5 separate regions of the Homo sapiens genome follow, and regions 1, 3, 4 and 5 are each linked to region 2. A link is a loop called in an ENCODE intact Hi-C map of the cell type or tissue named here. Cell type or tissue: PC-3. All regions are shown on one strand.

Region 1 (5,000 bases), 66 kb after region 2:
CATGCTCATGAAGACATCCCCAACATCATAAGTAATGAGAGAGCTATAAATTAAAACCATAATGAGACTCATTTTACACCCATCAGATTGGTAAAAATGAGAAAGTCAGATGGTATCATTGTTGGCACAGATGTGAAAAAATGAGAATCCTCATGCACTGCTGGTGGGAGTGGAAACTGGTGAGCCATTCTGGAGGGCAATCTGTTGGAAGTATATGTATATATATACCCCTTGACCCAGAAATTCCCGGAGGGAAACCTATGCAGGGTCACATGTGACATATACAAGGATATAGCTATCTAGATGAAATAGCATTACAGTTTGGGTAGGGAGGTGTTGCTTTATGGAAATGTTCAGAAAGAAATGGAGCACAGTGAACCCAGAGCTGGCTCTCTGTAGGCTTATATTCTTTGCTGAATCTTCAGTAAGAAGAAAGCAAAGGTTACTTCCATTCCACCCCAGTCCTAGGCATTGTCAAGGCCCAGGTACACCCTTGTTCCTGGCACTCTCCAAACTTTCAGGGCCCTGTTGTGAAATTCTCTGGGAAGTTAAATACATGAATGATGTTAGAAATTGAAAGGAGCATTTTAAAAAATGAGGGTTACCACAAGATGAGGGCAACGTTTAACTGAAAGGGGAAAATGATACAATATAGGTTTCAGTGATAGCTAAACAACAGAAATCTGTGACATCACTGAGTGCAGACACTTAGAGGCCCCAACAGAAATTTGGAGACCTCTTTAGATCTTTCCTTCTGTGTAGTGAAAAGAAAGCAATTTCATAAGAGAACATGACAGTGAACATTTCTATTGAAAACCACAAAGTTTTTGCAATTTTAGCAGAAGTCTAGTTTTGAAGATCAAATCATTGAGAGAGAATGTACACTTGTTTTTTTGTCATTTACTGAAAGCCAGAAAAATAGGTGAAGCTTGTCTTAATTCAGATGGCACCTTGGAAAGGAGATCATTCTGATATCTTCTTCTCACTCCTATTTTTTTTTTTGACTTTTCAAAGAGCAACAGAACATTGGAGCTAGAAGTAGCCTCTAAAGTTAAGTAACACAGCTCCAGTCTGCTATGGAATTCTTCCTACAAACATGCATTTCCTTATATGTAAACCTCAAGAATCTACTGGAACCAGACCATTGATCCATTACTTTAAGATACATTACTCCTTCCTTAAGGGAGTTATGTAAGCTCTTTCTATAGAGGCTATGCCTGGAAAGCTGCCTCCCTGACACCCTAGGGCCAGGTTATAACTCTTGGACCTAGCTTGCCTCCACTAAACTCCAAATTTGGGGGTTACATTTTTTATAAGTCATGTTTTCTCTTGAATGGCCTCATTGTGGTAGATGAAAGAAACGAATTTTAATGAAAGTGAATTAATCTTAATGAAAATTAAATAGACTTTTATGACTCCTTAGACATTTAGGAAAACAGCGAAATATTGAACTTCTATCCCTTCTTTAGCCATCCTCCTAGTTATTTACAGGTATTCCCAGAGGTATACATGATGGACAAATAAGCCTCCTCAGTTTTGGTTGCCAAAATGTTTGTTTCCCTGGTAGTTTCATCACTGTTGCTGCTGGTGGTATTCCCCATGGATGGTGCCAAGAGAGTTATACCAAGGGTTCTGTCTTCTCTTGCTCTCAAAATACCACCTCAGGCCATTGCTTGGCTTCCTGCTGTGGCTAAGGCTCTTGGCATCTCTCAGTGGGAGCACAATGCCATTCTGTCCACCATTAAGAGTACTGCTGTTCTTGCCCCCTGATACTGGTGCTACTTCTGCTCATATCTTCTGCAATGGAAAAAACCCCTTTCTCCCAACCTTGTACCATTGTCTGTTACACTGGTCCCACAGTGGTATGATCCCTTACTCTCAAAGTCTTAAAGAAACGATGGGTAAAACATTCCATCCAGGTTGTTTTCTTTCCCCATGATTTGGGCACAAGTCCCTAGGGACTGAGCCACGAGATGAGTCAAAGGGTGGTCCTCAGTGTCATTCTTCCTCTATTGCTCAGAGGCACTTTTCAGGCATCTCTGCCTGGGCTTTGGCAGCTATTCCTTAGATTGACTTACTTCCCAAGAGGCTCCTCAAGCCTGTTCAGCCCTGGTCGCCCCTCCACAGTCTTCTGGTCTTTCCCTGACTGTTTCCATTTTAGGCTGAGAGCACCTGCATCTTGAACCAGGGTGCCTTTGCACTTTAGCCTGGATAACATCACAGCTCTAGATTTGGTGAAAGGAAACAGAATCAGGGAACCCCTGAGCCACAGCCATTTTAGGATGTCGCTAGGCTCCTCTACTTCCTCTTTCCTTATTGCTCCCAATTCTTTGCTTCCTTCTTGCTAAGTTGGAAGGAGCCCACCTCCCCCTAGAAAGAGGATCATTTCATAAGCTGGATTCTCATGTAGCATGGTCATTGCATTCCTTAAACTCACCTCTAGGTCCCAAATGATAAACTAAAAGCTGCTTGAGTTATTCAAGTAACAGGAAAAATATAGTATTGCAACTAAGAATCTGAACTTTGAAATCAGAGAGTCTCGGATTCAAATCCTGGCTCTTCCCTTTCTGGCTGTATGCTTTGGGCAGATTATTTAACAACTCTGAGCCTCTTTAGCACGTACTTCACAGGACTATTGTGATTAAGTAAGCACTCAATGTGTGGGAGATATTATTGTTTCTAATTAGGGAGCAAAGCAAAACTGCACATGGGGCATGGGCAAGGCACTCATGGCTTCCCTTCTCACCCCATGTGGGGAGGTGGAACAAGCTTCCTAGTCTTAGCCCTTTACTCAGATGCCAGCAATTTTCTGCCATGTTACCTGGTGATGGGGCCCTCTGGTGGCAGGAGAGAATGTGATTTCTTTTTGAGAGACCAGCTTGCCCTTAGATCTGCTTTCAAGTGGAGGCGAAGGGTTGGGGAAAACCCCAGCAGATTCTGAAACTGCCATGCACAAAGGCCTCAGACTCAGATGCTGAGCTGTCCCTGTTGCTGCAGAACTGTTTATTTCCTTAGGATGTTGAACGTAAAATATACAACTAGACACTGCCTTCTCTTGCTCTCAAAATACCATCTCAGGCCATTGCTTGAGCCTCACCCAATAATTTGGATTCTGATATGAAAATCAACTTCCCTACCTCCAGCCTTAGGATGCTTCTGTATTGTTAATGCCAATGTTAGCAGCTTGTTTCTGAATCATTGGGGAGCTCTGTAAACACATGTTGATGGGAATTGACCTATCTTCTTAAGGTTAGGTCCTTAAGAAGCCCTAAACATTGAACAATGAAAATATCCTCAATTTTAGAAATTAAAAAAAAATCTGAAATTATAAAACAAGTATTAAAAAGTCAAAGAAAGATAAACTTTTAGCTATAATGACAACCTTAACGTCCTTTTTTGAACTATCAAGAATATATTTCTTTTCCAATTTCAGCTTTTTTGGTTAATTTTATTTTTCTAGTATCTTACCTTGTGTTTTATCCCTCTTTGGGTCATCCTGATCTGCTAGGTGTATAATAAGCTTTATGTCAGAGGTGAGTAAAATATTGATAACATTTTCTATCTATAAGATGTTTAATAATTTATAGGTTACTTAGGTATCTGTTATGTTTCAAAAATCTCATGCCAATCCTGGTTAATTATGGATTTTCAAGAAATACTTTTTGAATGAAGAGGAAGGAGGAAGACGTTGTATCTTCAGATGAACAAATAGAGTCCTGGAGAGGTTGTGTGGATCTCTGGGCTAGCAGGGGTCAGAGTTGGCTCACCAACCCAGGTCTTCTCACTGCTTCTTTATATTGTATCTCAGCTGCTTGAGGCATACTTGATGATCCCTCATGAAAATGAACTCAATCATGCTTGAAGAAAAGTATGCTACACAATGGAAAGCTAAATAGTTTCTTTAGGCATTGAGATAAATCATCATATAACAACATGTAATCTGCTAAGGCTGGGAGGAACCTTATTTTATGGATGAGGAAACTGAGGTCCATAGGAAGGAAGAGCTACAAGCAGGAGGTTGCGTGGTGGCTCACCAGAAGAGCTGTCAAGGAAACCCTGGTCTCAACCCAAAGACCTCCATAAAGGAGACAGCTGAAACAAGCTAGAGTAAGCCCGGTGCCTGTCACCGTTTGTAACCAGAGACAATGACCACACTGTTCACCCATTGTTTATTCTCCAAATATTTTGTAAAGCAAAGGAGAACACTATGGGATCTGCTAACTATAAGGCCTTTCTACTTTCACCTTGTTTCACAAGGTCACAATTAAATGGGCCCTGTTCAAAAAATAGAAGGAAAACTATATATAGATTGAATCCAAACCGAAAGATGAATCTAAACCACAAAATATTGGCTTGAACATAGGGCCTCATGGTGCCTGAGTTTTAATAAACATAAAATTCTTTCTTTGGGGAAACAACATGATGGGGATACAGATTAAAGAGTACGGTTTAAAGGGTATTGCAAAGACCCTGAGGCTTGGAATGAGGAGTGTCAGATTGTGGAGATGCTTTCAACACTTCCACTGACTTTCTCTGTGACCTCGTGCAAGATGTTTCTTTCTTAGCCCTCAGTTTTTCCATTCACACAAATGACAAGGTTGGACTGCATATCATGCAGGCCCTTTATGGGATCTGACCTTCTGTGACATTAAGTGTTCTCTTTATTTTTCATATTTTCACCCCTGATGGAAGAACAATTTGTTGACTTACTAAGAAGCAGACTGTCATAAAAGCCAATCGTCTGCTTAACTCCATTACAATTTTTTGGGCGACAACTCCCTTCAGAGACTGGCTTGTATATATTGACACCACCTCAATTTAGGCACTGCGATGGCACTGGAATTCTATGACACCCACTCTTGAATTGAAGGAGGGCACGGTGACATTGGCATTTCTGCTTGGGGCTAGTGGTTGAATCACTGTTTAAAACTAGTAGTTGGGTTGTGATCCAAAGCTTATTGGAGCCAAAAGTTTCCACAAGGATGTCATTAAGAAAAGTG
Region 2 (5,000 bases):
CTCACTCAGAGCTTGAATAATTTTAGTTTACACAAACTGTTAATAAACTTGGCTACCTATAGATATATACAAGACCCAAAACAGCACATTTGATGAGGAAGAATGGGTTACAATAGGCAGGCCTACTAAAAAGGAAGACAAGTACAAGGTTGATGACTTGATAAGAAGAGAGGAGACAGAAAACAAGATAAACAGAACCCCTGCCGCGAATCCTCAGTCACTTAAAAATCACAGCAATCCGGATCGAGTGTGGAGTCAAGAGGTGCTTTAAATTTAGAGAGTCCTCTAGAATGTCATCATATATTATATTGCAGTGAAGAAAGTGACAGCCTACAGTGTGCCCCCTTGTGAAAGGCTAAATTATTTTCTTTATGCTTTGTCTTAGAAGATAGACAAATGCATAATCGATTTTAGAAATAGTTCCATCCTAATTGAGTTACAATGGAGTTTGTATTTAAACCATAAACCTTCAGTATTTGGAATGCTGCTCATCAGAGAAGAAATAATTTGGTTTGACTTTTAATAAATTCCAAAGTTCTGTGGATCACATTATGTCATACACTCTCATCCAAACTCCTGCTTATCGCGTCTATGCCTCCTCCACTCCTAAGGTTTCTTTTGCTTCTTCCTTGACTGAGGCTTTCTGCAACTCCCCTCTGGAGTCTGGCGCACGGAGCTCCTGCTGATGCTTCTTCTTCTGCATTTCCAATGTGCCAGTGAGGGGGCAGTGGGAGAAACTCTGAGGCAGGGGCTACTTGGATATGGGTCTTGGCTTCCAACCTAAAAGTTGGAAATTTTAGAAAAGTCCCTTCCCCTCTCTGAGCCCCTGTTTTCCCATTCAGAAAATAAGAATAATAACCCTTATTCGTGGAGCTATTGTGAAAAAAAAGGCATGAATGCATGTGAGCATGCTTAGTAAACTGGGCAGTGGTTCCATTCTCAATTCATGCAGAGCAATTATAACTACCCCCTCCCCTAGTTGTCATTTGCATGTGGACCTTTCTCTTTCCCTTGCTTGGTAATTGACTTGAGACTGTGTTTTCCCTGGTTTTTGTTTTGTGTTTGGTATCTCCCTGAGAAAAGCCTGTTTTGGGCTCTGCAGGTCATGTGTGTTGTGTGACCCTGGAGGAGGGACACTATTCATAGCTGATAATGTGAATAGGGTCCTCCACGGTTCTGTGATGTAGGGGTCCTGGCCATAGGGCCTAGCGTGCTGCTGTCTCTGTATGTATTAAACATTAGTGACTCTTTTTCTGTCCTTAATACTTAAGCCCTGTCCTGAGGCATAAAATATTACTGTGTACTGACCCTGAATTGAAAATTTTGCACTGTATTATTCAGCTTCAGGCCTAGCTTTCAATTTCCCATTTCATTTTCGACTGGACTACACTGGTCATTGCCTTGAGAGATTTTTCCCAGCCACAGAAGTCTTCTGGTGAAGACGGTCTTTAGACTGGCAGGGTTTCAAAGTAAATATAAGTAAAATAATTGGCAAGTCTGATATTTAGGCTTTGGTGTTTTAATCCCCAATTCTTTTGACACTGGGCACATCTCAACAGCCAGGCTTGGAAGTGGTGGTGGGGGAGAAGGACATCACAGCGTATTTCTGCTGCACTCTCCTCTTTCCACTCTCATCTGTATAAAGTCTTTGCAGCATCTGTGAAATATTGTGGTCTAACTGCTATTCGATTCTTGGTGGACTTCCGTTTCTTCCTCTGTGCACTGGGACTAATCATACCCACATCTGAGGGTTGCTAAGGAGTGACATGAGATGCTATGTGTATGCCTCCAGGCACAGAGCCAGACCCCTGTTAGGTGCTCACAAAAGCAATAGGTGAACATGAAACCATGGTGACAAACAGCCTGCTTCTCCTCTTCTCTGACAATGCTTGTCTAGATTGGGGAGCTCTGACATAAAACTTTCTGTCTTACAATGAGAGAACAATCTATCTATGTGTAACTTCCATCTATGAGACCCCTGGGCGAGGATGGTGTGTCTTCCCCTTTTCTTAGCGTTCTCACTCTGTCCCGTAGTGAGGACGGACAACAGAGAGCTGCTGTGGTCAGCGAGCCGAGGAGCCAGACAAGGCTCTGTGGTTACGTACTTATTTAGTTTCTTATTTATTACTTTTGCAGTTAACATTTTTTACAATCATGTTATTTTGTGGTTTATTTGCAAAATGCATTGTGAGCCAAGTTTGCTTCAAATGTGCTCTGAGTCAGAAAATGGTTACATAGGGGACCCAGAGAGATGGGAGGGGAGGGTAAAGAGCAGCTGCAAGAACATCATATAATAGATATATCAGTTATTGCTCCTTGCTTTGTAATTAGGCTACTCAAGGTAGACGGAGAAATGGAAACAATGCATAATAGGCTCATGTGCGGCAGCGTGAACAGACTCTTCTGCCTCAGAAGTCAAATGCAAAGGGGCCAGCCTGGGACTTGGGGAAGAGAACCCTGGAGAGAGCTTCACTCCTGCTTAACCACCCATGAGCACCAAAGCAGCATCTTTGAAAATCTTTGGGAGACAACAGTAGAGCTTGGTTAGAGAGGCAAAAGTGACGGATAATGAATTAACTCATAAATACTATTAGAGGGTTTATTATAAATTGTTTTTGAAGATTTTAATAGAAACGAAAACCTAGTTTTCAGAGATTAGCTGAAATAAGTCCCAAGAGAAGCTTTGCCAGAAGCCGCTTTTCCTTTTAACTCTCTGTTCTTCCTTTCTCACCCCCCCAGGCAATGGTAGATTCCTAAGAGGACGCCTGTTGTTGGTGAAGCCCATTTTGACTGTGTTCAAGTTTGTTCTTGTATTATTCCATCTGGTGGCTCCCCAAACCGCTTTCTTTTTTTACTCTCCTTGTAAATATTTACATAAGAAGGTTCTTGCAAAGGCAGGATCCTATATTGGTGGATTGGCGCTAAGCAGAGTCTTGACGTGTTTTATTCCTTTTACGAACAATTCGGTTAAGTGGATTCTCTCCCAGCTCATTAAAAAATAGCCTTTTATTTTAATAACACCATCAGAAACTAAATAGCATCAGAGGGGAAAATAAGTTTGCAATGTGCAGCCTCAAGTGGCAATCTCTGAGCCACTGTTAGTGGTTGATGCAAGAATTGGTGATTGTAGTTAGTGGCTAAAATGCAGCATGCATTTAAAGGACTCATCTCCCTAGGCAGAACAAGGATCTGTGGTGTTTTCTGGGACAGCTGAATGCATAAGAGATCAGATAACTGGATCAGGAGATCAAGACTTGGTTCTCAAACTTCAGACTTCAGCTCATCTTGCCTTCCTCCCTGAGGCACTATCTTTGTTTGCTTTCTCTTCGCCGCCCTCCCTCTTGGACAAGTCCATCCTTGCCCACAGCTTTAACTGATACTTCTTTAGAGGGAGCAGTCAAACCTCTCTTTTTAGCTTTAACTTCTCGTTTGAGCCCCAGTTTCTGCATTCCCAGTTTTTCTGGACATTTTAAACAAGATTGCCATCGCAACCCAAACCTGACAGGACCAAAGCCAACCTCAACTCCTTCTGAACCTGGTCCCACTCTTGCTCTTGTGAGTGCTACCTTCCAGCCCCACCCAAACAAGCTTAATCCCAAAATCTGTCACCTTTGCCCCAACCCTGCATCCCCAAATCTAAAGCAGTTGCCAAATGATGTTGATTTTAATACTGCATGAAGACTTGCATTGGTACATCTGTTTCTGTCCTCGCTGTCATTGTCCTAGGCTTCCTTAAGCTCTATACATTTATTCATCCATGTGCTCATTCATTCAACATACGTGTTGATTGGATGGTTCCTGTATACTAGATATCTAGCAGGTGCTGGAAATATAGAAGTGAACAAGACAAAAAGAGAATTTGAACCTGTTCTCACGGGGGAAGATGCACATCAAAAAATTTATGATAAAACTTGTTAAATTTGACCATATAGGAAAAATAAGAGAAGTCACAGGCTTATCTGTCTTCTGATACTACCGAGCCCTGCAGCATGATGTTGCCATGTTCATTTGTCTGACTATGTCACTTTTCTGCTCAAATGCCATCAGTGCCCCTCAATGTTACCTATTTATTTCACAGCATTTATTTACTCATTCATTCATCATTCGTATGTTCTTTTGTTCTCCTTCACACCATGCTCTTCATTGTCTCCATGCTCTTGCTAATGTGGTTCCTTCTGCCCACAGCACTCTCTTTATACCTCACTGCACCCAGCCACTCGTCACTTAGTTAATTGAAGAGACACCTTGATTAATGCAGATGTCAACACTTCAAGGAAGACATCTCCACTCTTCACTGAAGCCTTTCATAACATGCTCACAAGCTTTTTCTCCATCCTTTCATCCCATCCATTAGGTACCCGTTCACTCTTCATACTTCCAGGACAGCATGATAGCATCTGATACCAATTAGTCTGTTCTGTGACACTAACCTTGACATAAACTTAGTGTTTGTAGAAAGTCTTTGAGTTAAAGCCTCCGTTTTCCCTAACACACAGTTTGATTTGACTGACCCCTCTGGCCTTTGTCACTCTGGCGTGGGGGTAGAAACTGTCTCCTTTAAGATACAGTCTACAAGAGCGTCTATTCACTGGGTTTCTTGGTTATTACTGGATTGTGTTAGATTTAAAACATGCGGAAGAGACAGTTTTGGTATGACCATTTATTATGTGACCTGGAATAAAAGGGAAGTGCATTATAAAGTTGGGCAGCAGCATCTTCATAAGAAGTATTCTTGTTTTTCCTAGGAATTTCTTAAAAAAGAGTAGAAGAGGTAGTATTGTTCTGTGTTTCTTTCCTTTTTTCTTCATCCAATTTACAGATGGGAAGAGGAGGTTTAGAGAATTGCAATTTGTACATGTTACAGTGGATTAGAAGAGATGATAGGGTTATTACAAATCAGGCATTATGAAAATAAATTTTGATATTCGATCACTTGCATTTTCATGGCTTCAGTGAAATTTGATTAGTGGTGTTTTGTTCAGTTAGTCTACTGTGTTTTG
Region 3 (5,000 bases), 77 kb after region 2:
TCTATGAAGCCAGCCTCACCCTAATACCAAAACCAGGAAAGGACATAACCAAGAAAGAAAACTACAGACCAATATCCTTAATGAACATAGATGCTAAAACCCTTAACAAAATACTAGCTAACCGAATCCAACAGCATATCAAAAAGGTAATCCACCATTATCAAGTAGGTTACATAACAGGGATGCAGGGATGGTTTAACGTACACAAGTCAATAAATGTGAAACACCACATAAGCAGAATTGAAAACAAAAATCACATGATCCTCTCAATAGATGCAGAAAAAAGCATTCAACAAAATCCAGCATTCCTTTATGATTGAAACTCTCAGCAAAATCGGCATGCAAGGGACATACCTTAATGTAATAAAAGCCATCTATGACAAACCCACAGCCAACATAATATTGAATGGGGAAAAGTTGAAAGCATTCCCTCTGAGAACTGGAACAAGAAAAGGATGCCCACTCTCACCACTCCTTTTCAACATAGTACTGGAAGTCCTAGCCAGAGCAATCAGACAAGAGAAAGAAATAAAGGGCATCCAAATCGGTAAAGAGGAAGTCAAAATGTCACTGTTTGCTGACGATATTTATCATTTACCTTGAAAACCCTAAGGACTTCTCTAGAGAGCTCCCAGAACTGATAAAATAATTCAGCAAAGTTTCCAGATACAAGATTAATGTACACAAATCAGTAGCTCTTCTATACACCAACAGCGACCAAGCAGAGAATCAAATCAAGAACTCAGCCCCTTTTACAAGCTGCAAAACAAATAAACAAACAAAAAACCACCTTAGGAATATACATAACAAAGGAGTTGAAAGACTTCTGCAAGGAAAACTACGAAACACTGCTGAAAGAAATCATAGATGACACAAACAAATGGAAACACATTCCATTCTCATGGATGGGTAGAATCAATATTGTGAAAATGACCATACTGCCAAAAGCAATCTACAAATTCAAGCAATCCTCATCAGAATACCAGGATCTTTCTTCACAGAATTAGAAAAAAAAATTCTAAAATTTATATGGAACCAAAAAAGAGCTCACATAGCCAAAGCAAGACTAAGCAAAAAGAGCAAATCTGGAGACACCACACTACCTGATTTCAAACTATACTATAAGACCATAGTCACCAAAACAGCATGGTACTAGTATAAAAATAGGCACATAGACCAATGGAACAGAATAGAGAACCCAGAAATAAACCCAATTACTTCCAGCCAACTGATCTTCAACAAAGCAAACAAAAACATAAAGTGGGGAAAGGACACCCTTTTCAACAAATGGTGCTGGAGTGATTGGCTAGCCACATGTAGGAGAATGAAACTGGATCCTCATCTCTCACCTTGTACAAAAATCAACTCCAGATATATTAAGGACTTAAACCTAATACCTGAAACTATAAAAATTCTAGAAGATAACATTGGAAAAACTCTTCTAGACATTGCTTTAGGCAAGGATTTCATGACCAAGAACCCAAAAGCAAATGCAATAAAAACAAAAATAAATAGCTGGGACCTAATTAAACTAAAGAGCTTTTGCACGGCAAAAGGAACAGTCAGCAGAGTAAACAGACAACCCACAGAGTGGGAGAAAATCTTTACAACCTATACATCTGCCAAAGGACTACTATCCAGAACTGCAATGAACTCAAATCAGTGAGATAAAAACAAACAATGCCATCAATAAGTGGGTTAAGGACATGAACAGACAGTTCTCAAAAGAAGATATACAAATAGCCAACAAACATATGAAAAAATGCTCAACATCACTGATGATCAGGGAAATGCAAATCAAAACTACAATGAGATACCACCTTACTCCTGCGAGAATGGCCATAATCAAGAAATCAAAAAACAGTAAACACTGGCATGGATGTGGTTAACAGGGAACACTTCTACACTGCTGGTGGGAATGTAAAGTAGCACAGCCACTATGGAAAACAGTGTGGAGATTCCTTAAATAACTGAAAGTAGAACTACCATTTGATCCAGCAATCCCACTACTGGGTATCTACCAGAGGAAAAGAAGTCATTATTCGAAAAAGATACTTTCACATGCATGTTTGTAGCAGCACAATTCACAATTGCAAAATTGTGGAACCAACCCAAATGCCCATCAATCAATGAGTGGATAAAGAAACTATTATATATATATATATGCTATGCAGCCATAAAAAGGAATGAATTAACAGCATTTGCAGTGACCTGGATGAGATTCGGGACTATTATTCTAAGCGAAGTAACTCAGGAATGGAAACCAAACATTGTATGTTATCACTGATATGTGGTAGCTAAGCTATGAGGACGCAAAGCCATAAGAATGATACAATGGACTTTGGGGACTTGGGGGGAAGAGTGAAAGAGGGGTGAGTGATAAAAGACTACAAATATGGTGCAGTGTATACTGCTTGGGTGATGGGTGCACCAGAATCTCACAAATCACCATTAAAGAACTTACTCATGTAACCAAATACCACCTGTATCCCAATAACTTACAGAAAAAAAAGAAAATCAGATGTTTAGTGTAGCCAGCTTCATCAATTATCTTAGCTAAATCTTCTGAATAACTTGTGGCTCCTATATCAGCACTTGCTGCTTCACCTTGCACTTTTAGGAAGACAGCTTTTTTCTTTAAACCTCATGAACCAACTTATACTAGCTTCCAACTTTTCTTCTGCAGCTTCCTCACCTGTCTTAGCCTTCATAGAATTGAAGATAAAAGCAGCCCAATTTTCTCATAGAACTGATGTTTATGGTTTCTTTTGAGGAAACATAGAAATTGACCCTCCCAGTCTTGAAACTTGAGGAAATTATTTTTGTCTTATCCGAGTTTCTTTCTCAGGAAACCAAACATTTGGGCTCCCGGATAGTATCAAGGAATTGAAACTTACCAGATCACTGCATACGGACAATAAGATGCCAGACCCCGCACCCACCATGATTGCCTAAGTGACCTTCCACTTCCTGTTGACCAACTCCTGCTCCTTGCTCCTCCCTAATTTCTGTTTTCCCATATGTGGTTACATTTCTTCTCTGCTATATAAACCCCTAATTTTAGTCTGCCAGGAGGACGGATTTGAGACTGATCTCCCATCTTGGCTGCAGTACCCAGTTAAAGCCAATACTCATTGTCTCAGTGATTGGCTTTCTGTGTGGTGAGCAACAGGACCTAGACTGAACCCTGGTGTTTTGGTAACAAAGAGCAACAGGACCTAGACTGGACCCTTGTGTTTTGGTAACAAGGAGAGTTAGGTCATCGCCCTGGATTAGGCTTCGGCTTAAGGGAATGTTGTAGCTTGTTTGATCTTCTTTACAGATCACTAAAACTTTGTATCTGCAATAAGGCTGTTTTGCTTTCTTAACATTTGTGTATTCATTGAAGTAGCACTTTCAATTTCCTTCAAGATTTTTTCCTCTACATTCACAGTTTGGCTGTTTGGGGTAAGACGCTCAGCTTTCAGTCTTTTTTGTTGTTGTTGTTTTCAACATTCTTTTCTCACTAAGCTTAATCATTTCTAGCTTTTGATTTAAAATGAGAGACATGCAAATCTTCCTTTTACTTTAACCCTTACAAGTCATTGTAGGATTATTTATTGGACTAATTTCAAAATTGTTATGTCTCAAAGAGGAGAGAGTCCTAAGGAGACAGAGAAGGACGGGAGGATGACCAGTTGGTAGGACAGTCAGAGTATACACATTTGTCAATGAAATTTGCCATTTTATAAGACCATGGTTTGTGGCACCCCAAAACAATTACAATATTAACATCAAAGATCACTGATTATAGGCTAGGCGCAGTGGCTTATGTTTGTAATCCCAGCACTGTGAAAGGCTGAGGTGGGATTACAAACATAAGCCACTGCATCTAGCCTGTAATCAATGATCTTTGATATTAATATTGTAATTATTTTTGGCGTGCCACAAACCATGCTCTTATAAAATGACAAATTTAAATGGCAAACTCCTCAGGGCTAGGAGTTTGAGACCAGCCTGGACAACATAGTAAGACAACAATGTCTACACACACACACCCACAGATGCACACACACAAAAGCCGGGTGTGGTGGTACCCATCTGTAGTCCTAGCTACTGGGGAGGCTGAGTGAGAGGATCACTTGAGCCCAGGGTAGAGGTTATGGTGAGCTATGATTGCGTGACTGCACTCCAGCCTGGGTGACAGAGTGAAACACTGTCTCTTAAAAAACAAAAATCACTGATTATATATAACCATAACAGATAGGATAATAATGACAATGAAAAAATGTTTAAAATAGTTTGAGAATTACAAAAATGTGACACAGAGAAACGAAGTAAGCATGTGCTGGTGGAAAGATGGTGCCAATAGACTTGCTCAATGCAGAGTTGCCACAAACCTTCAGATTGTAAAAAATGCACCATCTGCAAAGTGCAATAAAGTGGAGTGCATTAAAATGAGGTATGTGTGTACAGTTTTTCTCTAACTAAACTATCTGTTTGAATAAAATGCTACCTAGTATTTAGTTGTAGAGTTTCTCCTGGCTAAATTAAAAGTTTTGTCTATGAACACTTAGGCTAGAAATATGAGATCCTTTTCTAAGGTCCCCAGGTAGTTAGAAGAGATCTCTTAATGCCCAGTCTAAAAGTACCACTGTCTTTCTTCTAGTGTTATCTCTTATTTCCTCTTCTTTCCAAAGACCTTCTACTGTTCCTAGCTTAGGTTTTGATCCTCAGAAGCAGACCCTGAGGCAAAAATCCATGTGAAATTGAATTTTAAGGAAATGTTCCCAAGAATAACTTGTAGAGTAATAGCGAAGTGGAACCAATAGAAAAGGAGGCCAAGTCAGAGTACGCTATCAACCAGAGGTCCGCAAGGGCCCACTCAGGCTCTGATTCACAGGGAAGTTTTGGGAAGCGTGTAGGTAGTCCCAAAAATTTGTCCCAACCAAGGTGCAGGGGAGCTAGAACATTTATATTCCTCACTCACCAGTCATTTGTTAAAGGAAACTCTCCATCTT
Region 4 (5,000 bases), 260 kb after region 2:
AGTCATGCTGGCCTCCTTTCTGTCTCATGGACCTCCATGGATCCCACCTCAGGGCCTTTGCAACAGCATTTCGCTTTACCTAGAATACTATTCTCCCGGGTATTCTCCTATTTCCTTTTTCTCCAGGTCTCTGTATTGATGTGTCTGTCTCCTTTTGTCTGTGTCCCCTCCTAGAATGTAAGCGCCAGAGGAATAGGGGCTTGTTTTGTTCACCATTATACCACTAGTGCCTGGAGTGCAATAGTGGCTTAATTAATATTTATTGGATCAGTAGGGGGATTACTTCTGGCCTGATTACTTGGTATTGGGTTTCTAAAGAAATGCCTTCTTTATGCCACGTAGTGAGAAGAAGTTCAATCACAAATCAGTAACTTCACTTTTCAGCTATTAATATCATCCTGAGCTGCTGCCCTGTGTCTTCTGATGGGGGCTCGTATTTGCCTCCTCCATTGGCTTCTCTGGCTAGGGTATCTAAATGAATGTAGCATAACTCCTTCAACTGATACTCTCATGAGTTTCCATTTGGATCTTTTTTCCAACTTTTCCAGGTTCTTACTTATAAGGTGTTCCACAGCAGTCACCTGCAAAGGGAACTTTACATATAATGCATGGTCTGTATTTTAAGTCAGAGTAACTTAAGTATAACTTCCAGTAACTTGCAGTATAATAAAAATACAACTAGTTATGCCAGAAAAACTGACAGAAACCTTTTTCTCTTTTCTTCTCTCTCTCATACAAACACCTATAAAACATATATATATATATATATATGCACACACACATACATATGGAATTAATGACTTCTCTTTTAATTTTTTTAGGAAATTAAAATGAAAATATTTTGTATATCCGAAAACTATTATAGGCTTGAGGACTTCTCTTTAAGTAGATTTACTTCACTCACCCCCTCATTAACTCATTTGTTATTCAGTGAATATACAAAGTGTTTAAGGGATTTAGAAGAATCTTCATCATCGTCACCATCATATTAATAACCAACAATATTTGAACATTTTTGTGTGCTTGGTATTGCATTAAATTCTCCGTATGTCATATCTCTTTCATCCTAACAACAGTCCTATGAGGAATACACTATTATTATCTTCATGCTGGAGACGTGAAAACCAAATCTTAGAATGGATAAGTAACTTTTACAAGATTATACAGCTAGTAGGTGGCAGAGCTGCATTTCCAACCCCAGACCTGTGTGATAGAAAGCCCGTCACTGCTCAGGAATCTTGTGCTCATCTGTATTTATCAGGATTGTTGGTGAAGATTAAAAGAGATGATATGTGCATAGCTACTAGCACAATACCTGATCCATAGAAGACCCTCAATATATGGAGGCTTCTGTTGTTATAATCTAAGAAAACTTCATGGCAGAATTATTCCTCAGTTCATGTAAATTTCAGAAGCTTCAAACCTGGTTTGTGTGTGTGTGTGTGTGTGTGTGTGTGTGTTTGGGTGTATATCTATCTCTTTCAACTAAAACTTAATGTTTGTGATTTTTATTGTATTTTTAGAACTTACAAAGCCCTTTGTTTTATAAAGAAAAAAATGGCCACTTTTTTTTTCTGTAATCAACTGGAACAATATGATGGAACTCATGGTAGGACTTTCCTTACTAAAGAGAAAAAGTAGCTTTTAAGGGATACATAAATGGGTGTTTCCAGGTTTTTCCTACCTGTCTTTTATGGGGATACTCTGTCTGTCTTATACTAAGTGCACCTTAAAGAAGTGTTAACAAAATGAATAAATACTCCTGAATAAATACTCCTGAGTCCTTTCCTTGTGAACATTTCAAAGAATCATTCGTACTTTGCAACTTGTGCTTTTCCAACCTTGAGATTTTTACCAAACAGCAGGAAATGAAGGGTTGATAAGATAACCTTTTTCAAGGGCATCGAATAGATACATGGAGTAGCAAGCCCTATGGGCAAGAGGCTGGGAATCTGGGGACCTGAGTTCAGCTTCTGTGGGCTTGAGTTACCATTGTCAAGCCTCGTTACACCACACTACTCTTCCTTACATATTCCCCCTCACATCTCAGAGGATTGTATATTCCTTAATAATGGTATAATATTCTCTCTGTTCCTGGTAATTAGTACAGAGCCTGGTATGTGACTGTCTGCATGGGATAGTGGGGGGAAAAGTGAACTCCAGGGAGTCAAGTCAGGAAACCTGGGAACAGGGAAGGTTGGTGACCATTGGGTTTCTATTAGTATCCTGTGTTTACTTTGAGAGTCCTCTATTTTAAGCAAATTGGAAAGACCCAGGGGAAGAGGAACCAAATGACTGAAAGAAAAATATGTGAATCTGTGGATTAGTTAGCTAAAGGTCTTCCACGACTCCACTTAACTCAGAGGGAGAGAAATTGCTTTCCTTTAGTGCCGTGCATTTTTCATCTGTTTGTGTTTGAAGAGCAAAACAAAATTGGATCCTCTTCAGGGCCTGAAACCCAGTGGGTGATCAGGGAATACGTGTGGAATGAATGATTCAGTTTTTTCCTCCTGGGTTGCTGATTCCTTGTTAGCCAAGATACTATCTTTTCAAGGGCTGGGCTAAGAGGTTTGAAGGGTGCATGAAGGTTGATTTGTAAATTAGGAATAGTAACTATTTAATATAAAGGAAGATACCTCTACTGAGTGTGTATGTGTGTGTGTGTGTGTGTGTGTGTGTGTGTTTGTGTGCAAGAGAGGGAGACAGAGAATAATATTAAAATAAAATCTTTCTTGGAAGGAAATTATTTCCAAACCACAAAATAATTTGACACAGCTTTAAAAGAGCAACTGAAAGTATTGCTGGGCGTGGGACTGGGGCCACTGGGAGGGCATCTGTGATGATTTGAGTAACTGGGTGTGGGCACTGGAAGCTCTCAGGATGGATCCAGCCTGTGATTCCTAGTTGCCTGTTGCCCTCTGCTGGTGAAACTGTTGTCATCCCAGGAAACTGAAGACTCACGAGTTCTCAGGTGCCTTTTTATCTGGGGGAGAACCTAGGCTCCATCTCCTCAATTGGGGAAGTGATAATGGTGCTGAGGAAAAGTGGCAACTGGAAGAGATGCACAGACTCCTTCGCCAGGGAAGACGGGCTCTCACAACAGAGGGAATGGATCTCATGGTTCTATATTTTTCATTCTGTGACCTGCTCATTTGTTGAGCCCTTACTCTCTCTTTGACTCTTTGCTGAGCACAGTGAGGAGACACAGATAAAAATAAAGCACTGATTCTACACTAGAGAGGCATCCATTTAATATGCGTGGAGGGAGGAATGGGTAGGATAGAAAGCACTGTAACATAGAGAAAACTGTGATTAGGGCCACAACTGAAGCACTGATAGAGGCATGTGCACATTGATTGATTGATTGATTGAAGGAGACAGGGTCTCATTTTGTACCCCAGGCTGGAGTGCAGTGGTGCTACAATAGCTCACTGCAACCTCAAACTCCCGGACTGAAGTGGCCCTCTCACCTTGGCCTCTCAGGTAGCTGGGACTATAGCCGCGGACCAACACACCCAGCTATCTTTCTTATTTTTTTATTTTTAGTAGAGACAAGGTCTCCCTGTGTTGCCCAGGCTGGTCTCAAACTCCTGGGCTCAAGTGAGCCTCCCACCTCAACCTCTCAAAGTGTTGAGATTACAGGCCTGAGCCACCACGCTTGGCCTTGTGCATATTTAAAGGGAGGAAAGATATTAGCCACTTGTGGGTAGGGGAGGTGAGGGTAAGTTTCCATGGAATAGACAGCATTTAAGCTGCAAACCTATGGATGGGTAATTTATTTAAAAAATGCCACTGATATCAAAAAGTTTAATGTGTTTATGGTCAGAAAAAGTAAACTCTGGCAAATAAAAGCATAAAAAGTAATAAAAGTCACCTGAAATTCCACCACTTACAAATAATCACTGTTAACATTTTGATATGTGGATTATTTTGTTGTTGATACAAAATCGGAAGGATACCGCAGGTAACATTCTGTATCCTGCTCTTTCTCACTATTTTGGCATGAACATTTCCGCAATGTTACTGATTGTTTATTGACAGAAAATACGTTATTTTGTGGGGTACTATTGCAATATATAAACCTGAAAGTCGGGTTCCCCAAACAGCATGAACCAAGGCATATAGGTTGTGCAGTGCCAGGATAGCTTGTGTTTTTAGTAATTCATTTCAGAAGTATGTTTTGGATACTACAACCTTGGAGACACAAGGCTAAGAACTGAATTTGTATTTTCAGAGTTTACAGTATAGGAGGGGAGACAGACATTAATTATGTAATCATAGAAATAACTATACAATAGCATCCAAGGTAAGTACCATAAGTGGGAAATATGTGTGGTCTGAAAGTGTATATCAGAAAGAAGACAAGTAGCCACAGAGGTTTGAGAAGGCTTGCTGGAGTAAAGGGTAATGGAGCTCAGCTCTGTCAGAGTTAACTAGGTGGAGATTCATGAACAACATTGCCAGCAGAGGGAACAGCATGTACAAAGGCCTTTAAGTTGGAGGGGGCACAGTGAATACAAGGATCTGAAAGAAGATAAAGGAAATGGAGTGGAGGGACTTGGCCTGAGAGGGAATTGAAGAAGTAGGTAGAGCTTGACCCTGCAGAAACTTTTAGACCAGGGTAAGGTTTTTGTAATTTCTCAGAAAAGCAAGAACTGTTGAAGTGTTTTGAACCAGGGTAGGGCGGTAAAGATGAGGTTTGCTTTTTTTTTTTTTTTTTCCAAAGGATCCCCTCACTGCAGTAGGGTGAAGGGATTGGAAGGCAGCAAGAGTATATGTAAGTAAATCAGGTTTGGGTGACTAGTAACCCAAGCCTAGAGTGAGAGTGATTGCAATCATCTAGGCAGCAGATGATGAAAGACTGAATTAGAAGAGTGAAAGGGAAGATGGAGAGAGGTGGGTGGTGTTGACATCTTTATCTTAGGAGTAAAATTTGTAGGACTAGGCATGGAATGTGAGGAAATACGGTGAGTCTGAATGACTCCCAGGTCTCTAGCTTG
Region 5 (5,000 bases), 160 kb after region 2:
GGAAGGAGTATGAAAATAATTTTACTTATTTTACTAACATTGATCAAACATTTACTTCTATACAGGGCCTTGTGTTAGGCATTGTGAAGGAAAGAGAAATGCACAAAAAATCTCATGGAGGCTGATAAATCAAAGATAATACTTAAGGTACTCTTCATAAGAGGGATAATAAAACTTCTCAGCTGAATGTTGAACTGATAAATGATTATGTTGATGACTATGGCAATGATAAGTGAATTGTAATGCAGTTATCAAGCACTCATGGCAAGCTCAGCTCTGAGTAATATAGAATATCCTCAACCAGATGATCATGATGTATGTACAGATCTTGGCACATACATCATGTGCCATGGGTTCTAGGCACATGCATAGTACCGAGTATGTTGGGTTATAAGCACCATGAGATCTTTCTCATAATTTATAGAAAGAAGAACTCAACTAGACAATAACTATTTTGACTGTCTTTAGGATCCATGATTCCTTTCTGCCTGGGAGAGATTATGAGGCTTCAGAGAATTCAAACATTGCTCCTCATTAAGGAAATGGTGAATTAACTTACATGTAGTACCTGAAAAAATTAAACTTCTATTCTCAGTGCTTTCTTAACTGGCCTAAAATGGACCTTACAGGTATAATCTCAGTAACTCAAATGTTATCAGAGGAAAATGGCCTGGCATGGTCAAAACGTAGCAGATTATTTTAACCAGTAGTTAATAAAACTGAACAACAGCATGAAAGAGAACACCAATAGTCCCTTGACATGGACTGTAATAGGATGAAACTAGAGGCAAATGTAGATTCCCTTCTGTGAGTGTGAGGGCTCTACTATCAAGCAACCATTTATATATTCTGGCAGAATATGAACTGCTTAGGACACACTCATAATGTGATGTGAAGAGTACCAATGTCTGTTAAAAAAATCCATTTGAAAGTACTATTTAAAAAATCCAACAGTAGAGCTATATATTCCAGCTATAACAGGCTTTCATTTACATTCTTCCTCAAATGCAGGTCATAACCTGAGTTTGAGATGCAGGGAATGACCTGCGTTTTAGAGAAGAGGAAAGTGAGGTTCAGGGCCATATGTGATTTTTGCTAACAATGGTGGATCTTGAGCTAGGATCCAAAACTTCTGATTATGAGATGTGTACTTTTTACCTCATGCCATGTTACCTCTGGCCGGTAAAATACCTAAAATTCTGCACAACTCTAAGTAACGTGATCGTATGTCCCACTTTGCCCAGAACAGTTCAGATTTATCCTTTTTGGCAGCATAATTAGTAATAATCTTACCTTTTACTCTAAAAAATGTTTTAAATCGGAGCAGCGATTATGTAGTAATTTCACTGATGGGAGGGCTCAGGGAGATTCCAACTTGGGCTTCAGTGTTTAAATTGGTGCTAAAGAAATCCCTAATGAGTTACTTCTATACATTACAAAAAGGCAATATCATTTAAGATATTATGTAAATATGATACATTCTAATGTTGGAATTATATATAAATATTCATGTGTGTATATGTATACGTGTATATACGTGTATCTATATGTGTGTTTATATATATATAGTTGTCTAGAAAAAAGCTCACTAAAAGGCAAAATTACAATAATTTGAGAATATAAAATCTCCATCTTGAAGGAAACAAGACCATGTAGATAGCAGTTGATAACATAATAATAATTCTTCTCACAAATGCAGTAGGACTTTATATTACTGAGCACTTTCTGATCATATTTTCTCATTTCAACTTTCTAAGAATGCTCAGTCAATAAACGAATCCCCCATTTTGCAGGTGAAGCCAAAATGCAGATACACAGTGAATGAGGCAGATCTGGGACCTCTGAGATTGTCCTCATTAAGACCCTTCAGCACTGACCTTTATCCTTATCCTATATTGGCTTTCAAAGCTAAGAGTGAGACATTGAACTTATAGCCAGAGGCATATTATTATGCTTGTGCTGCTTGTCTCTCATCTCCTTGAGAAGGAAAAGGAGAGCATAATAGTGCCACAGTATAACTCAGGAGAAACTAAGGAAAGCTTCTTTTTTATTTAAAGCCAACGTTTAGCCAATGGTTAATTTCTGTCTCAAGCTATTCAAAGGAATACTAACTAAGATTTGCTGTGACTGCTATGTGATTTATGGCAACTTGCTTTTCTTCTCTAGTCCTCAGTTTCTCCATGTGAAAAATGAAACTTTTAACTAGATCATCTCCATGGTTCTCTCTGGCTCTGATAGTGCACGACTCCCTGATTCTGAACTTCTGGGAAAAGGACAAATTCCAAAGCTGTATTCCAGAACCACCCTGTCTAACTTGGTCTCTTCTTTTCTTTGCATTTGGAGTGAGCCCAAAAGAAAGGTCATTTTTGCAGACATCTTGATGTTGTGCTCCAATGTCCTCATTAAATAACAGGAGCCTGGACTGGCAGGCCCAAGGGAATATTCAATCAAGGAGAAAAAGGCCAAGTCATTACTGGAACCCTATCATCAGAGCTGTAAACACAAGCATCTATTCCTGGGCGTTAGCTGAAAGCGTGTTTGATCGCGTGCTTTCTCTCTCTCCTTATACAGGTTCCGTTTGTCAAATGTGTGCGACCCTTCTGATAAGTCACCAGAGGTGATGAGGGAGAGAGAGAAAGAAAGCAAATTACAACTGTAAAGAGTCTCTGAACAGTGAAAGATCAAAACAGACAGTCTCTGGCTTTACTGGATGAGTCACCATTGCAGCCCGACCGCAAAAACAAGCGTGGCTTCTGTACTTAGCAGCAGTCTTCCTGTCTGGAAAGGAAACATTGCTCAGATTGGAGATACTGGCCATTTTATAGACTTCAAAGCAACTTAGGCCACTGAACTGTCAGGCGGGAAAACAGGTAAAACAATTTTCCTAGCGTTTGTCTGGAGAATCAGCTACTCAAATCTGATTTGAAGCTGCATGGAAATACTTTCATCTTTAGCCAAAGCTGTTTATTTTAAAAAGTTTTAGTATGATGGTCTTCAGTTCCAGTGTAGTATGTCTATTTTTCCTCAAATAATGTAAGTTAGTTTTTTCTGGAAGAGACTTGTTTCCAGGCACTGAGCTAAGTTCTGTGGGGGATGGAGATATAATCAACATGAGGACCTTCTAATGAGGAAGCGGGGCCAGTACACATACCATGACACTATGAACGGAAATATGTACTGAAAACAGGAAAAACATGATACCATGATGGTGCAAGGAAAACAGAGGTGGGTCTTGATGAATGGTCTACCAGAGGAGAGACTAGTGTAAAGAAAGGCCTGTGTGTATTCAGGATTTAGCAATGAGTCTAATTTAGGTTGAAATGTAACATACAAATAAGGAAGTAGAAGAAATAAAACTGGAAAGAGACTGGGATCAGATCTGGAAAGAGTTTGAATGCCAGGATGAAGATTTGAAGTCTTATGCTGTGTGCTAGGGAGACAGGGAGAGAAGAAGTAGTAACGTTATGGGAAGATAATAGTGCCAACTCCAGAGAGGAAAAGGCAAAGGAGCAAGATCAAGATCAGTTAGAAGCCTCTTGCCACAGTTCAGGAAAGAAATTAATTTTGGCCTGATATGGTTTGGCTGTGTGTCCCTACTCAAATGCCATCTTGAATTGTAATCCCCTCGTATTGAGGGAGGGAAGTGACTGGATTATGAGGGTGGTTTCCCCCATGCTGGTCTTGTGATAGTTCTCACAAGACCTGTTGGTTTTATAAGCCCTGCCTACACTTCTCTCTCCTGCCACCATGTGCAGAAGGTCCTTGCTTTCTCCTCTGCCATGATTGTGAGTTCCCTGAGGCCTCTTCAGCCTTGTGGAACTGTGAGTCAATTAAGCCTTTTTCCTTTACAAATTACCCAGTCTCAGGCAGTATCTTTATAGCAGTGTGAGAACAAACTAACACATGGCTCCTCACTTACAGCATTCCATCTCGAGCTAGACAAGAGAAGATCTACAGGAGAGGGTTGTGTTAATGCATCTGAATTTCTAACCTAGTCTATGAGGATATTAATATAAATAAAAGTATTCACCATCACAGAATGGATTAGTGTATGTTAAAGTCATTGAGTGGAGGTGTGTGAGACTCTGAAGACTGTGGCCAACTCAAGTTGACACAACAAAAGAAAGTTGCTCACTTCATAGAAGTGTGGAGGCAAATAGTGTTATCTGGACTACTCATACTGCAGGCTTTATTGCTGCTTGGAATGTTGAATACACATGTTAGCTATTCAACCCATAGTTTCTTTCCATTGTATGGTTTGTTTCCAGTCAAGGTCCCAGCCCTTGGTCTTTGAAAGTAGTGACACCAGGAAGGAAGAGCTTCCACCTTATCTGGTGGCTCTGTCCCTGCTGTGTGTCTGACCGTGGGTAAATCACCTGCCATCTCTGGGGCTTGGTTTCCTCATCTGCAAAATGAACATGTTATGTTCTTCAGTATTCAGGGCCCTTCAAAGTTTCAGCAGTTTAAGTTGTATGTTCAGTACAAGTAGTATCCATTACTAACGTTATCTTTCACAAAATGAACCAATCTCATTGAACCCTCCTAACAGCCCTAGGAATAAGCAGTGGGGGTATCCTTTTTTTTTTTTTTTTTTTTTTTTTTTGAGACAGAGCCTCTCTTTGTTGCCCAGGATGGAGCACAGTGGCATGATCATAGCTCACTGCGGCCTTGACTTCCCTGACTCAAGTGATCCTCCCACCTCAGCCTCCCCAAGTAGGTGGGACTATATATAGAGGCATGCCACCACACCTGACTAATTTATAAAATTTTGTAGAGTTGGGGTCTCACAATGTGGTACAGGCTGGTCTCAAACTTCTGGCCTCAAGCAATCGTCTTTCCTCAGCCTCCCAAACTGCTGGAATTATAGGCATGAGCCACTGCATCTGGATGGTATAATTATTTTAAATACATTTTACTCATATGTTAATAGAGCCACATGAAAGGTAAATAATTTTCACTAGGACTTACAGTGATTTACTGATCTAGTCATGACTAGAGCC

What was found. Peaks named below come from ENCODE experiments on the same cell type or tissue, not always from the same donor. Only the 100,000 strongest peaks of a DNase experiment are listed, where the experiment ranks them.
Region 1: a loop joins it to region 2, with 4 times the contacts of the local background. A loop is called at or near these places in 3 of 110 quality-filtered maps.
Region 3: a loop joins it to region 2, with 8 times the contacts of the local background. A loop is called at or near these places in 3 of 110 quality-filtered maps.
Region 4: it touches region 2 in a loop (5-fold over the local background); 6 of 110 quality-filtered maps call a loop at or near these places.
Region 5: a loop joins it to region 2, with 4 times the contacts of the local background. A loop is called at or near these places in 37 of 110 quality-filtered maps.

What each region holds. Positions count from the first base shown.
Region 1 is chr3:189,038,851-189,043,850 of GRCh38, forward strand. It overlaps a transcript of TPRG1 not described here. Among named protein-coding and RNA genes, the nearest start is that of TPRG1-AS1, 94 kb to the left of the region's middle. In PC-3, a CTCF peak has its summit at 2,833 (motif pointing left); a DNase peak (open chromatin) is centred at 2,841.
Region 2 is chr3:188,973,316-188,978,315 of GRCh38, forward strand. No RefSeq gene overlaps it. Among named protein-coding and RNA genes, the nearest start is that of TPRG1-AS1, 28 kb to the left of the region's middle. In PC-3, a CTCF peak has its summit at 2,783 (motif pointing left); DNase peaks (open chromatin) are centred at 1,786 and 2,796; H3K4me3 peaks cover 1,770 bases; H3K27ac peaks cover 1,130 bases.
Region 3 is chr3:189,050,578-189,055,577 of GRCh38, forward strand. It overlaps a transcript of TPRG1 not described here. Among named protein-coding and RNA genes, the nearest start is that of TPRG1-AS1, 110 kb to the left of the region's middle. In PC-3, no CTCF peak of the experiment used is centred here; no DNase peak of the experiment used is centred here.
Region 4 is chr3:189,230,515-189,235,514 of GRCh38, forward strand. All of the region lies in intron 3 of TPRG1 (tumor protein p63 regulated 1), which reads left to right. Among named protein-coding and RNA genes, the nearest start is that of TPRG1-AS2, 7.6 kb to the right of the region's middle. In PC-3, a CTCF peak has its summit at 2,935 (motif pointing left); a DNase peak (open chromatin) is centred at 2,907.
Region 5 is chr3:189,129,828-189,134,827 of GRCh38, forward strand. It overlaps a transcript of TPRG1 not described here. Among named protein-coding and RNA genes, the nearest start is that of TPRG1, 40 kb to the right of the region's middle. RefSeq lists enhancers at 1,976-3,175, 2,613-2,682. In PC-3, no CTCF peak of the experiment used is centred here; a DNase peak (open chromatin) is centred at 2,774; H3K4me3 peaks cover 426 bases; H3K27ac peaks cover 851 bases.